Regions from separate parts of the Homo sapiens genome. Here region 1 is linked to region 2. A link is a loop called in an ENCODE intact Hi-C map of the cell type or tissue named here. Cell type or tissue: gastrocnemius medialis. All regions are shown on one strand.

What was found. Peaks named below come from ENCODE experiments on the same cell type or tissue, not always from the same donor. Only the 100,000 strongest peaks of a DNase experiment are listed, where the experiment ranks them.
Region 1: a loop joins it to region 2, with 15 times the contacts of the local background. A loop is called at or near these places in 89 of 110 quality-filtered maps.

What each region holds. Positions count from the first base shown.
Region 1 is chr12:117,583,731-117,591,730 of GRCh38, forward strand. All of the region lies in intron 5 of KSR2 (kinase suppressor of ras 2), which reads right to left. Among named protein-coding and RNA genes, the nearest start is that of NOS1, 230 kb to the left of the region's middle. RefSeq lists an enhancer at 80-580. In gastrocnemius medialis, a CTCF peak has its summit at 4,148 (motif pointing left); a DNase peak (open chromatin) is centred at 4,151; H3K4me3 peaks cover 305 bases; H3K27me3 peaks cover 242 bases.
Region 2 is chr12:117,363,399-117,371,398 of GRCh38, forward strand. No RefSeq gene overlaps it. Among named protein-coding and RNA genes, the nearest start is that of NOS1, 5.8 kb to the left of the region's middle. RefSeq lists a promoter at 1-6. In gastrocnemius medialis, CTCF peaks have their summits at 3,808 (motif pointing right) and 4,018; a DNase peak (open chromatin) is centred at 3,813; H3K27ac peaks cover 1,462 bases.

The DNA.
Region 1 (8,000 bases), 220 kb after region 2:
CAGGCCCCAGAGAGCTGTGAAACAACGGCAGCAAGGAACTCGTCCTGCTTGTGGAATCTCCAGGGGACAGGGAGAGAAGAAGCAAGTGCCTGACCCTACACGCCCGTTCTCATTTCTCAGGCCAGAGGGATGGAGCCAGCTCCCTGTTTTTGGAGCTGCAAATGCATGCCTCATTTTTCACAGCAATTGTTATGGAGTGGCACTCTCTTCGGGGAGCCGGGCATGTCAGAACCTATCACAGAGCATTTAACCCCCAACCTACTCGCTCCTCTATTCTGTCTAATGACACCGTCGGCAGCCGTCTGAAAGCTGTTTCCAGAAATCCCAATTCTGCCCTTGTAAAGCTGGGATCCTTTATGAGAGAGCTAATGATTTTCCAAGCCCCAAAGGGCAGAGAAAACCTAAGAGGGAGACAGCATGATTTATCAATCAGAATTATAGCCCGTGGGATTCCTTTAGTTTAACTAAAAACTAAATGTCATCAACCTCAAGCACATTTTACTACTTGTTTCGATTTCTGAGGGAAATAGAAAAGACAAGAGAAAAAAAAATTTTTAAGAGAGCATTCTTTCCATTCCTATCTCTTTTGGGGACTGAAGTCAGATGTGGGAGGAGGGATTCCACCCATTAACTCCTTAAGGTGCTTTCTCCAGTGCGAGGGGTGGGTGGGAATGGGAGGATGGCGCTGGAGAGGAAGGGTTAGCGTCCTCACAAGGAAATCTACAAAACTAGGAGTGCTAAATGGGTTTCATTTCAGGGGCCACTAGTAGTGGCTGCCCAAAGAAGTGTGTTAAAATGGATTCTGAGGCTCAACAGGAAAGGGCACTGAAACTGATTAGCAATGTCTGCCACGGGTGAAGAATAAGATTGTACCAACAGGTCCACATACATTTTCCACCTCTGCAAGAGCAGGAACCACATCTCATCTTTCCATCACCACCTCAAAGCATCGTGCCTGAAGCAAAGTACTTAATACATGTTTGCTGAATCCAAGATTATTATAATAGAAACATCAAGTTTATTGATTACTCAGTAGGTGCTAGGGATTATGCTATGCATTTTATACCTGGAAGCTATCCCTCTGTGTGGTCAGGCTATCATTATTCCCGTTGTGCAAAGGAAAACAAAAGGAGCTCAGAGAAGTGCAGTGACTTGCTAAAGGCCACACAGCCAGGCACCTGCAGATTCTCAATGAATAACTCTGCAATTGTTTGAAAGTCTTCCAGGAGCCCCCGCACCCCCGTTCTCAACCAGAGGAGTGCTCTTCCCCCTAGGGGATATCTGGCAATGTCTGGGGACATTTTTGGTTGTCACACTGTGTGTGTCTGTGTGTGTGTGTGCGTGTGTGTGTGTTACCAGCATCTGGTGGGGAGAGAGCAGGGATACTGTTTAACATCTTATAATGCACAGGGCAGACTCCCATAATAAAGAATTAAACATCCCAAAATGTCAATAGCATCAAGGTAGAGAATTCCTGATCTAGATGCTTCTCTGCTTGTCTAGCCAACTCCCTCCCTTATTATCACCACCTCTCCATCAAAAATCCCCCAGATGGTGCTTCTGAGGCTCAACTCAGCAGAGAACAAATCCTCTTTTATTATAAGCACATCTCACTATTAGGTTCATAGCCTAGTTATTCAGTTATTCTCAATTACAGCTCCCTTCAAAAAATAGATGTAATTAAGTTTAGTAGTTTGGTCTCATTTCCCAATATCTGGTTGAAGGGGTGAATTCTGTCAATTGCATTAAGTGGCTGCAGCATCATTAGTCTCAAGCAATAATAACCTCCACACAGCTTCCTACGTGGGCAAGAAGATTTGAACTTTGAGATCCTCTCTTTGCTTTCTTCGTTTGGATTTTATTAAACTTGCCAATGCAAGCCTTAAAGCAATGGAAAACTGTTGAAAGGGAAGGGGAAAAAATATATGAAAATCCAGGCCTTATCATAACAGAGAAGGCAAACGACATTTACAGCAATTAAACCGATACAGAAACTTCTGCTTAACAATCAAAGCACCTATTAAGATGTCTCCATAGCTGAACAAAAGCTTCTTTTCTACTCTAATTTTCTGATAACAAGTCATGCAGACACAGAGGCAGAATTTTGTGCATCCCTGGTGCCTATGGTCTCAGGAGTAGAATAATAGACATTTCTCCGTAGATATTTTCATTTCTAGTGCATAGAAAGAGAAAGAGGTGGAAGGAGGGAGGATTCTTCTCCCCTTGCACAGGTCTTGCTGTTGATGTCTTCTGAGAAATGCATCTGCCCAGAAGGGGCTTTGCACAGAAGAGGGAAAAGCCAGGAACCCTGGTCTTTGGAATCACCTTAGCAGTCAGAGGGACAAACAGAAGGCCCAACAGCAGGAACCAACATTAACAAAGCATCCACACCACACACAGCTTCTTGATGAAAAATCAGGCTCTGACCTGGTGAATTTGAAAGCTCCCTGACGGATGAGCTAGGCATGGGAAAAATACGTGAGGATATACACAGAGACACAGGTAAAAATGGGTGACGATAAAGGAAAGGAAGAGGAGGAGAAGAAAGAAGAAAATAAGAAATAAGAAAAATAGGGCCGGGTGCGGTGACTCACACCTGTAATCACAATACTTTGGGAGGCCAAGGCAGGTGGATCACCTGAGGTCAGGAGTTCGAGACCAGCTTGGCCAACATGGTGAAACCCTGTCTCTACTAAAAATACAAAAAATTATTTTTGTATATGGCGGGCACCGGTAATCCCAGCTACTCGGGATGCTGAGGCAGGAGAATCACTTGAACCTGGGAGGCAGAGGTTGCAGTGAGCCAAGGTCGCGCCATTGCACTCCAGCCTGGGCAACAAGAGCCAAACTCCGAAAAAAAAAAAAAGAAGAAGAAAGAAAGAAAAGAAAAAAGAAAGAAAAAGAAAGAAAGAAAGAAAGAAAGAAAGAAAAATATAGTAAATCTGCTGTCTGCTGTGTTACCGTGTGCCAAGCACTACTGTCAAACAGACAGACCCTTGACATATATTATCCCATTAATACAAACACTACAGAGTATACACACACATAGCGTATCAGCCATGATCATTAGTGCCATTTCAACAAGGAAATTAAAAAGTTATCCCGACTGCCCAAGGTAAATGCAAGTAAATGCCAGAACAGGGATTTTTAATTGAGCTGTGGCTCAATTAATGGAAGTGAATTTCATCTCCCTTTCACAGATGGGAATATTGAGGCTTAGAAGCAATATGCAATTGTCTAGAGCTGATAAGTGACTGAGTTGGGATTTAAACTGCAGACAGAAACAAACTGGATGCTTTTAGTCCAGAGTTCCCTCCAACACCCTGCTCAACCCATCCTATACTGCCAAGGCCTCCTACCTACCTCTGTCTGGGAAGGACCAAGGAGGCCTGGGAAGTGATGTAATAGCATAATGCTCCTCTCCCACCCAAAAGATGCCCACGTCCTGATCCCTGGAACCTGGGAGTATGTTATCTTATCTGGCAAAAAGAGATGCTGAAGACGTGATCAAGTTAAGGATCTTGAGATGGAGAAGTTACCCTGGATTACGCGGGTGGAACTAATGTCACCATAGGGCCCTTATAAGATGGAGGGAGGAGGGTGAGAGTCAGAGGTCAGAGAAGTGGACATGACAATGAAAGCCGAGGTCAGAGGGATGCAACTGCTGGTTTTGAAGGAGGAGGGGGGACAGCAGCCAAGGCACATAACTAGAAAAGGCGAGAATGGATTCTCCCCTAGAGCTTCCAGAAGGAACCAGCTCTGCCGACACCCTGATCTTAATCCCATTGGCATCCATTTCGGACTTCTGACCTCCAGAACTGTAAGATAATAAATCTGTGTTGTTTTCAGCCGCTGAGTTGGTGGCCGTTTGTCACAGCAGCCATGGGAAACTGACACAGCACCTATCTTGTTCCAGGCATGGTTTCAAGGGGATACGGTGAACGAGATAACCATGTTTCCCGAGTTTAGAGTCTACAGGGGGAAATCAGAAAGTAAATGAGCCAAGAAATAAGAGTCCATGAGGAAAATGAAACCGTACCAACGTTGGGGTTGTTTTAAGGCAATGGGAGCCCCGATGTGCGTTAGAATGGAAGCAGCAGGACGCTGTGCTGGGCAGTATGCATTTAAGAGCTCCCTCTGGCGGTCGAGGGGAAAATAGCCTGCCAGGCTGTAACTGGAAAAAACAGGGAGGGCCTCCCCGCCTCCCTATCCCTGCATCAATGCTCCATCACCCCAACCCCTACCCAGGTCCAATGCTACAGCTCTAACCCTGACAAGACCATTCCTTCCCAAGGTCATTCTCCCAGCACAGGCCTTTCCCACCGGAGCTATCATGATCCCACCCACAGCCCCTCATAAAAAATCCACATCCCATCACTCCTCCATGTCCCTGGGAAAAGCAAAGGGGGTGTACTCATTGGCCCCACAGCCTGTATTATTTTTCAGAAGCCAACAGAGTATTTTTACTTCCTTGGCCATAAAGAAGGGTTTTGTCCCAAACCTACCAACTTGTAGCACTGGAATATCTGCTGTGGCATAGACTGATCTTAGAGGACAGTTCCTGAAGAAATTTTCATGGGATTTGCATTCCCAAACCCAAGCAGGGGAGGATAAAAAGGTAGCCATGGGAAGAAGGCAAAGCCAGTTTTAAAAAATTATTCTTTGCGATTTATCTGCTATGGGGACAAACGATACTAGGCTGGGAGCTTTTGGGGTTTGGGCCTGGGTCTCATCTGTCACTGTATCCCCAAGTGTTGAGCTCAGGATCTGCTCTAAGAATATTAAATGTGTGTTTAATGGACAAATGAATGAATGAACAAATGAATGGACCGATAGTCAAGTCCTGGCTGAACCTGGTGTTTTTCCGATTAATGAGAAACTTACATGGCCCTGAGAGATCGTAGAGATAACTTTATCAGACTCAGAGCAAATCTGAACTTATTTATCCTCAAAATACTCTGTGTGGTAGGGAAGAAAGTACACATTATAACTGTTTCACAGATGGCAAATTGAGGTAGATGTGGGATGTGACCTGCTGTGTGTCTTTGGGCAAGTGACAACCCCATGAGCTTCAGTGTTCTCAGGCAAAAACTGTGAGTAAATATCAGTGCCCACTGTACCTCATTGTGTTGTTTGAAGACTAAGTGGGATAATGCACACAGAGTATTCTGAGCATGAGAGCAATGCTCAGACATATTTACCGTATGTATCTTGCAGCTATGTCTTCATTTAATCCACACAATCTTATGAGTTTGTATCCATAGTTTACAGATAAGGAAAGTAAGGATAACTAAATTGTTCAAAGTCATATAGCTAAAGTTCACCAAATATCATGAACTCTAGAGTTGAACCCAGTTTCCTATAAAATTAAAGCCTTCTATCCAGCTCCATACCATGTCCCCTTCTGAGATAAATGTAAAAATTATCTTAAAAGCCATGCCAGTCTAGAGTTGAAAAGGACCACAAGAAATAGTTTATTGCAGTCTTTGAATCGCTAAACCCTGTTGGATAAATAAGGAGCTACTCTACCCTAAATGTTTCCATGGAGATAAAGACCTCTGAGCACATAATATTATTAAAAATAATAGCTAACTTTTATTAAGCACCTATTACCCAGTGGGACCTAGATTATGTGATTTAGTTGTATTATTTCACTTAGTCTCCATAATTCCCTTTTAGGTGCTAAAGCTCAGGTTTGAACCCAAGAGCTCATCCTCAGAAATACCACAAAGGAACTGGAAGTTCCAAACTGCCCTTAAGCTTCCAGCCCAGGGACATGACAGACTGAGTGAGAACTCAGCAGAGGTGTTGCATTCAAATCAACTAGCAAATTCATTGGGCCTAAAGGTAACTGAAACTAATAAAACTTAGATCATTAAACTTTTCTTTGGAGTCACAGGCCAGTCACCAGCTAAAATCCCACTGATTTATCCAAGGCGCCAACCAATCCTAGACTAAAGCTGCTCATGATATCATTCACATAGCAGAGGATAACTCTATTTGCTTTAATATCCAACTCAAATATATCAGATCTGAAAGTATTTTAATTATGTGCAGTTTCTAAAGGTTACAGCTCCATGATGCTTCAGGGCCAAGTGCTTCTTCATGGAGTTGGACATAATTTTCTCCCTGAAACAATGATAACTCACCTCCCAAGATCCAAACATCATCATCTGGGGCCCTTGATGGCTATGGAGGCTTCCCTGGAATCCCTTGAAACTGGTGAGTGCATAGACCAGGGTGGGCTTTGGTTTCATGTCATCGGGGAAGAAATAAGGCAGAGGGGACTGACAGTGATAAGAGATGCTAGGGGTGAGCAAGGATTCTTGATGGAAGAGATCATATACAGGGATTTCAGAGAAGTTTCCTGGGGCTCCCATGACATTGAGACAAAACAATGGGCAATGGCTAAGCTATTGAGACTATGGCCTCAGTTCCTGTCCACTGCAGGAATGCAAGTATTAGGGTCAATGCAATTCATGCATGTGTGGAGTTTAAGTTAGAGACAAGACCTTGAGTGTGGACCTCCTCTGGAGACAGAGTAGCATACTTTATTTCTGAACAGGAAGGGCCTCAAGGGCAATCAACTTGCCCAGTGCAGTGTGGGAGAGAGAGCATGGGGCTTTGACGTGAGCACACCTGTGACAAACACCAGCTCTGCCACTTACGAGCTATGGGATCTTGGTACTCTTACTTTTCTGAGGCTCGGTTTCTCCTATAAAAAAAGTGGTCATTGTATCTCCCTCATAAGATTGGTAGGAGGATTAAGTGGGGTGATATAATTGGAACAGTGCTCTGCCAAGTGCCTGATGTAGTATTGTTATTATTGTTTTTGTCACTGTCATCATCACTCTGCCTCTTGAATTTAACACATCAGTTAGAACATGACAAAGCTCTGTACGGACTATGACTTAGTGCCAGAGTTGGCAAACTTGACCCTCAGGCCAAATTCAACTCATTGTCTAATTTTATAAAGTTTAATTGGCACACAGCCACACCCACTCATTGACACACTGTCTATGACAACAGGAGTAGTTGTAACAGAGACAGTATGGTCCACCAAACAAAAAATAATTATTACCTGGCCCTTTAAAGAAAAAGTGTGCCAAGTCCTGATTTAGAGCTATGAAACTCATTTTCTTGGCTAATCAGCAGAAAGATTTTTTCCATGGAGCCAGAAGACCAGGATTCAAGATCCCCTTCTGCCACTTACATGGTAGGAATCCTTACACAAATGGTCTGTAGTCTCCAAGCCAAAATACGTATAACCACTTTGTGTCACCCCACTGCCCACTTAATCCTAGCACCCTGTGAGGTGCATTGTTTTGATCCCCGTTTTGCAGAAGAGAAGAGCCAGAAAAGGAGGACATGCAAGCAGCCCAGTCAAGATGATAGCCCAAGACTGTGTTCTTTCAACCCCTCACTGTCTCTTCGTAGAATAGTCCATGAGGGGGCAATGTCTCTACATGCAACTTCTGAAATCTGGGTCAACTCATGGGGGCAGAGGAAAAGAAAAATTAACTCTTTCCTCTCACTGCTTCTGTCTGGATTAAAGAATTTGATTTTCTAGTTGTCACTCTATCAAAGCAGAGAGAAGACCTGGAGGAGTCTTCCTCCAGGGGAAGGAACATGCTGATCCCAGGCAGAAGAGGAAGAAATGCCCCTGCATCTGATAAAGCGGCACGACATAGCTGAGACCTGGGGGAGTCTTCTCTCTAAGTTACAATTGGAGGCAGTGGTGGTGGTGACGGATGAGATAGAGATAGGAGATGCCCTGCTAGGAGTGTCTCCAGGTAGCAGCTGATATTGGTAGGACCAGTGAGTGGTGAGGGCACTGCACCAATGGCAGCAAAGCAGATGAAGGGCTGGTATGTGGCGGCTAGAGGTAGGACATTGGAGAGGATGTGAGGGACAACATCACAGGAAAGTTGTCACCATCACTCTCCTCCATCACCCATTCCACCTGGTCCCACCCCTGCTTAAAAAAAAAAAAAATGATG
Region 2 (8,000 bases):
AAGCTTTTTTGAAATTGGGGAGAAGGGTGGTTGGGAGGGGATGCACGGCCACGAGATGGTGGAGATAGTGGGGTCGGGCCAAGGCTGGCTGTGCCTGCAGAAGGCAGAGTTGGCTTGGGTTTGGGGAGAGGGGGACAGAAACCCCACTCCCCTCAGTTCTCTCCTCACTTCCAGGTGCCCTGGTGCGATTAAAAGCAAAGCCTTAGAATGTAGCTCTTGAGACAGAGATCTGGGAAGACAGAGCCTCAGAGCCCACGGGTGGAGCCAGGGACCATGAGGTGCCCTCTGTGTGTGTGTGTAGATGAGAGACGAAGACAGACAGACAGACACACACACACACACACAAACAGAGAGAGTCAGAGAAGAGAGAGAGGCAGAGAGATTTATAGACAAAGAGAGAGACAGAGACAGCAGAGACTGGCAGAGACAGTGAGAGACAGAGATAGAAAAACACACAGAAAGACTGGCAGAGAGAGAGAGATTGGCAGAGACGGAGATAGAAAAAACACACAGAAAAAGAGAGAGACGGAGAGATTGACAGGAAGACAGAGACTTATTGGCAGAGACAGAGAGAAAGACAGAGAAAACAGAGGGAGACAGATTGGCAGAAAGAGAGTAAGAGAAGAGAGAGGCAGAGGGATTTGCAGAGAGAGAGAGACAGATTGGCAGAGACAGAAAGAAAAAATACACAGAGAGACATATTGGCAGAGAGAAAAAGAGAGACAGAGTAAGAGAAGAGAGAGAGGCAGAGAGAGATTGGTAGATTGGCAGAGAGATTGGCAGAGAGAGAGAGAGATTGGCAGAGAGAGAATGGCAGAGACAGGAAAGAGAGACAGAGATACAGAGAAAGACGGACAGTGACAGACAGAGCCAGATACTTCCCTTCCCTCCCTCTGGTGGTTTCCCCAGGATTAACGGGAACTATGGACAACACTAGTTGCGGTAGTAAAGAGAACAATGGCCATCTTCTGTTGAGCACTTCCCATTTTGCTGGTTTTGAGCCACGCATTTAATAGGTATAACTCACTGAACCATCATAAAAATGGTAAGAAATGACTCCCTTTCTTATTCCCATTTTACAGAGGGAGAAAATAGAGGCTCTGGAGGCAAAGTGACTTGCTCCAGGTCACCCAGGTAATCTGTGGTAAAGCAGATATTAGAACTCGGGACCCCAAAGTGGAGCTTTTCCTGCCTCCTCGCCGCTGTCTTGTGGAGAAAGAGGGAGAGGGAGGATGTCAGAGCCATCTGGGGAGTGTCTAGGGTTTGGGGAGAGTGGCTCCTGGTGTTTGGGGACCCCTACCACATGAGTACGGACAGTGTCTCCAGAGATCCCCAGCAAGTGGAGGGAAGAGACTTTTACCATCAACCAGGTGGCCTTGGGACAGTCCCCAAAATGCCCCTTGGGTGTAGTGCCTTGGAAGCTGCTCTGGGCTGTCACAATAACCTGATTCCACCAGGACCTCTCTGGGGTTCAGGGGGAGATGAGGGTTGTGCCACCCTTCTCTCGAGCTATTGGAAGATCAAACCAGCTGAGACCCATCCAGGCATCAGCGTAGGGCAGGCACTTCATAAATGGTCACCGTGATAACAATTATTCTTGGTCCTTCTCTCAGGACCACACCCCTCAACCCCTGCATGGATGGTGGATGGGTGTAAAGGGTGTCCCTTCCCCCCCAGCCTCCCAGCCACTCTGGACCCTCACTGGTGCCCACCCCTCAGTGCAGAGGTGGACCCCAGGGGAGTGGAGTGCTCTGGCGGAGCCCTGGGCAGGAGGAGGAAGGGAGGAGGCTGGCCTCACTGACGTGGCTGTCACTGAGGGGGTAATACATTATCCAGGGCTAATGAAAACATAATTATCTTCTTTTGGCTGCAGAGAGGGGCTAATTTAATAGGCTGTGATCGAAAGGCATCTGCTGAATTCACCCAGCAGTGAAAACACTTGAAGCGCTTCAGGGGGCGGAAATGGACAGAGTGTGGCTGGCCGGGTCCGGCAGCTGTGTCCAGGTGGCAGCTCCCCTGGGAAGAAGGGGGTTCCTGGGGGTGCAGCAGAGGGGATGTGGCTGCTGGTAGGTGTCCTGTGCACAAACAGACCTGGGCTTCTTTCTTGCCATGAGTTCTGGGGCCAGTTATTTCTCTCTCTCAGCCTCACCTTCCTCATCTGTAAAATGGGCGTTAATCCTACCTTCCTGACATTGACTGGGAGGAGCAGATGAACGATATGAGAGAGAGCCTGGCACATTCTAAGTAAGTGTTTCACAAAATTTTCATCCCTCTTCCTGGGCTGGCTCTACTCGGCCTTCAAGTCTTAGCGCGAACTCCCCCACTTGGGAGCAGCCCCAAGCACTCTGCATGTCCCTCTTCAGAACATACAAGTTCTGTGATATTTACTTGTTCAATGCCCTCATGAGGGCAGGGTGGTCTGTCTCATCCGTCACTCCAAGGCAGTGGTTCTCAAAGCGTGTTCCCTGAATGATGAGGTCAGCATCACCTGAGAACTTGCTAGTGATGCTGATTCCAAGTCCCCACCTCAGACCACCTGAATTAGACCCTCAGGGTGGGGCCCTGCAATCTGCATTTTAAACAAGCCAGCCAGGTAATTCTGATGCATGCTCAAGTTTGAGAACCTCTGTTCCCACCAAAAACCGAACAAATGTTTGTTTAAATAAGTAGAAGAAGAGTTTACTATTAAGCTGGGGTTCAGCTATGTGATGACAATGTCTCCCTTATTAGACACCAACTATATACCTAGTCCTCTGCATTATGCCCTTGAACCTACCAAGCCATCCCTTTATCCATCACTTACCATTTCCCACACTACTTCATCCCCAAGAAATGCCCCTTGGTCTGCCTCATTGTCCTGCCTTGCTGGCCCGTTGGAGGTGTTGGAAGACCCATGGGGTGCCTCCTCTGTGTCCTTCCTGTTCCCATGGTGCGTAGGTCCCCTCTCTCCCTTAAGCAGCCCCGTCCACCCAGGGCTTCTGATTCTGGAAAGGAATTATGCTTTTGACCCTGTCTCTGGGTATTTGGCTGGGAAAGTGATTTGGACCTGCTTGTTGTGAAGGATGGCACCCATTGGTCAGTTCTGCAGTTAGAGTAAGGAAGGGCCCTTGGAGATGGCTGCCTCCAACCTAGCGTTTTACACTGGGGAGGCCAAGATCCAGGAAGGTTTGACAATTCATCCAGGGGCAGCAGCCTATCAGTGACAGATCAGTTTCCTGTCCTAACTCCCAGTTCAGGATGCAGGGTCTGAGCCTCCTAAGAGCAAAGTGGGTGTCACTAAAGTGGCCGGGGGCATGCTTCTGTAGGACCCAGGAAAAATGAACAGCGAACAGGGTTGTCTGAGAGCCCAGAACCCCCAGGAGAGGTAGGAGCATTATAGTTTCTGGGCATGTCAAAGACTCCTCCAGATATTTACAGGACTCTGGCAGAGAATAAAGAGGGAAGAACACTTTAAGGCTTAAAGAGGCAGCCTGAGCATTAAAAACACTAGATTTGTGGCTGGAACACCTGCTTTCCAGACCTGGCACTTCCACTAATGTGCAATGTGAGCTCAAGGAAACTCCTTGGCATCTCTGGGTCTCAGAAGATCTTAACCTGAAGATGGCCAAGTCCCTGGAATTATATGCAAAATCAATTGCAAGTGCGTTTTGCTGGGGTAGAAGGTTCATAAGTGTGCAGCGGCTTTTTAAAGGGTGTGAGACCTTGGAAAGGTTAAAAACAATTTCTTGCCTGAGAGCCGGCTGGCAAATTTGCAGATGCCTGAAGCTCTATGCAGACCGTTTGTCAGAGATGCAGTTTCCTAAATGACCAACAGATGGCGCGCTAAACCTTCGCTGTAGCCTTCCTGTTTTCCCGGAGACCAGCCAGGTAGGTCCATGGCTTCCTATATTCAGCTTTCAGGACCAGAACCTAGGTCCCCGCTAAGCTGGGCTGACCTGGGTGGGTTGAGAATGCTGGATCACCCCAGAAACTGTCTGCATCTCCTAGTTCCCAGCATCTGTCCACATAGAGAAGGCATTAAAAAGAATGTGAGGGCATAGGCAGGAAACGGGGTGGGGGTTGCAAGCACACCAGAGGACCAAGTAAAACATTGAGAGGAGTCCTAAGTTTGTTCTTCATACCCTCAATTGAGTCCTTCGGTTATTCCCTTCACCCTCATTACAGAATTCCCTGGTCATCTCGCCCCAATTAAAGGCAACACATTGCAAAAATTCTCTAAGCCTGGAGTTCTGATGGTCTAAATTGCACTGGGGTATGAAGGGCTGGTCAAAGTATTTGCATTTTGAAGGCACTGTTAGAGAGAAGCCAGTGCTAACCGGTGTTGCAAATGTACATACTTCCAGGGAACATGAAGTGGGCTGGGTGGGAGACATCAGGGAGTAGTGGAGCCTGTGGCTAACTGGAGCACATGCCCCTCCTAAAGACATTCACATTCAGATGTTTCCAAAATAGCGTTCCATCCAACTAAATCACTTGGGCCACTAGTATAGGAGCTCTGACCAAGGAAATGGGTTTCAGCCTGGTTAGTGGAGCTGTCTGAGTGGCAAAGAAGGTCTTAATCAGAATGTAAAATAGTGACTCCCAAACTCTCAGATGTATAAGAATTCCCTGAGAAGGGGAACACCAGCTCCTTGACCCTGCCCTCAAAGACTGGGAGTCTATAGCTCTTGGGTGGTACCCAAGAGGCTGTATTTTTAATAAGCTCTCCAGGGGAAACTGAGGCAGGTTGTCTTCTGGTTCTAAGTTGGCTACCCTGAGCTGGTAAGGCCACCCCAGTGTGCTGGACTGGGTCCTTACCCTTGCTCAGCAGATAACTGGAGTTCAATGACAGAGCTTCTCAGCACCAGTGACATCCCCTCAAGATGAAAGCAGAGATCTCTTACAATTCTGCCCTCCCCACCATATCACAGACATGTGCAAAAAAGATGACATGGGTTGACTTATTTCTAAGAATTAGGCAAATTCTGAGACCAGTCCCTAGGGGAGGATAATGGGGAGGTGGTTGAAAGAGGAAGAGGTAAGTGTTCTGGAAAGCTCCCAAACCAGGGCCAGGGTATCTGACTTCTTTATTTGACTCTAGCCTCCATCTGCTGTGTGACCTTGGGCAAGTCCCCTCCTCCCTCTGGGCCTTAACTTCACCATGTATAAAATTAAGAAGTGGTAGACTGGAGCATAGCTTCTTCCTCTGTTCTAGGACCACCTTGGGCTCTCCAGCAGTGTCTTGGGGTCTGCCTGTCATGCAGGTCAAGGGGGAAGGTTGGGGAGCTGAGCTCTGAGCTCACTCAGAGCTGTTCTGTTTTTAATCTGTCTGTGTATCTGGCTTCTTCATTCAGCTTTCATTGAGAGCTATTGGCCTGGCATCTTCTAGCATACATATAATCATTCTCTTTCCCCTCTTTCTGGTGGTCCACATGCCTGGCACTATGCCAGGGGGCTGGGGCAACCAAGACCCCCAGGCAGGCTTCTGGCTCATGAAGCACTCAGTGCCAATGGGGAAGTCAGATGAGCTCACAGTCCATAGGCCGTAACAACCAAGCCTGCTAGTGTGCTGACGCTTTGCAGCCTACACTGCCCAGAACCATGGAAAGGGATCCTGCTGGCCTCACCCTGAGTTTTAAAGCCTTAATGAGAGAACCCATTTTCTTCTCCACAGCCTGACAGCCTAGAGCTCTGTTAGCTTCATATGCTTTGACATTTGATTTATTCAAACAGACATGCGAGCAAACTGTCTTAGACTCTTCTCTAATTGTGTGGAAGAGGGGAGGGTGCAATGATCGGGCGTGATATGAAAGCTTTGGAGTCAGTCCTGGGCTTTGCTACTTCCTAGCTGTGCAATCTTAGGCAAGTTAATTACCCTTTCTGAGCCTCAGCTTTCTCATCTGGCAAAACTGGGGAAAATGATAATCCCTACTTCATAGGATTGTGCTGATTAAATGAGATAGTGGATTTGAAGCCCTTAGCACAGTATTTGGCACGTAGTACCTGCACAACAAATGGTAGCTCCTTCTCCTCCTGTTATTACTAGTGTGAGGGTCCGGCCTCTGTTTTGAGATTAGGAGCCTTTTGAGGGGTAGGAGCCATGTCCGAATCTATTCTGACGTTCTCTAGTATGCCTAGCAGTTTGCCAGTACATCCCAGGCATTCAGTTACTGAATTCAATTGCATGGAGGAATTGGACAATTTCTCTAGACCAGTGGCTCTCAAAGTGTTTTCCCCAGACCAGCATCACCTGGGAACTTGCTAGAAATGCAAATTTTATGAACCCACTCTAGACCTAGTGAATCAGCAGCCCTGGGCATGGGGCCTGGCAATCTGCATTTCGAGAAGACTCCAGTGATTCTGGTGCATTTTCAAATTTGGGAATCAGTTATCTATATCAATAATTTTCAAACTTGTTTTAGCTGGGGCATTAAAAAAATTCTAATGGGATTGTATGCAGAAGCCAGTATATAAAATAGGTGAAAGGGGAGCTATTGAGGAATCATGAAGCAGGGGGCAAGATTCTTGACTGCCCTGTCCTCCTTCGGGGAGCCCCTGGAGCACTTAGGACTTCCAGGAACACAGCTTAAAAAGGACTTCCTCACAATTTTTCATCCTCCTACTCATCTACCCACTTATCCATTCAGCCACCCACTGACCCATCCATCCATCCATCCATCCATCCATCCATCCATCCATCCATTCTTCCATCCATCCATCCATCCATCCATCCATCCATCCATCCACCCACCCATCCATCCATTTATCCAGCCAGACAACGAGCCACCAACCCATCTGTCTGTCCAACAATCCATCCGTCTATCCATCCACCAACCCAGAAGTTCATCCACCAATCCATCCATCCATACATCCATCTATCCATCCATCCCTCCATCCCTCCATCCATCCATCTGTCCATCCGTCCGTCCATCCGTCCGTCCGTCCGTCCGTCCGTCCGTCCGTCCGTCCGTCCGTCCGTCCGTCCATCCATCCATCCATCCATCCATCCCTCCATCCATCCATATCTGTTGGGAGATTATGTATCTCTTGCATTTCTCTATGTCTTGCCAGCAGAGGCACTGATTGCCTTTTTATCAGACTATCCTTTTAAGATGCTTATATAGAGAACAGCTTTGGAAGACAGAAATAATGTTTCAATTCAGAGCAAAGGGCAGGCATGTGTACTCTCCAGGATGATAAATATACTATCTCGGGAAAAAAGGGCAGGTTTGTCCAGTATACAGGATGGGGTTTCCTCTCTTGTAATCCAATCCATGTCACCTGATCCTCTTTGTGTTGGGGATTGAGGAACTGGCACAAATGCTGATACCCTGGTTATTACTGTTGCTGTGAGTAATAAAATCCTATGTCTCTGACCCAGGAATCTCATGTCTTCTGCCAACATCCATAAAACTCGGCAGCTAAATTGTTGGCTTGCATGTAGGGTAAAGCCTCCAATCCTTCACACTTCTTGACACTAGTCAGCCTCCCTCCCCATCACTCTTTCATTCCTTCAGCACAGTGTGTTGGCTACTCCAGGCATGGAAAAGAAAATCGTGTCCTAGCCTCAGAGGGCTTGCAGTTGGCTTGTCAAGGTGAAAGATAGAGACCCACTGAACACTCTAGCCATGCTGTCAGGCAGAAAGTGGGAGCTTTTTGGAAGAATGAGAAGTCTGGACTTGGGAGACAGCAGAATGTCCAGAGGAGGGCACATCTGTGAGGAGTCCACAGGGAAGGTCTCCGGACAGGACAACAGCATTCTTCTGCCCCTCCCTCTGTCCCTGCACTGCTCTGTGTTCACTCTCATCTGTCTCTGCTTCTCTACCTGGCTGAGCACTCTTTGGAGCAGAGACCACATTTTCTTCATCTCTTGGGCCCCAGCACTCCACCCAGTGTTTGGCACACAGTAGGTGTTTAGAAAAGGTTTGCTGACTCACAGGAAGAATTTCAGGTAATATTAATGATGATGATAAAAGAAATATGATGATCATAAATACTTAGGAGCACTTTAGCACTCACTA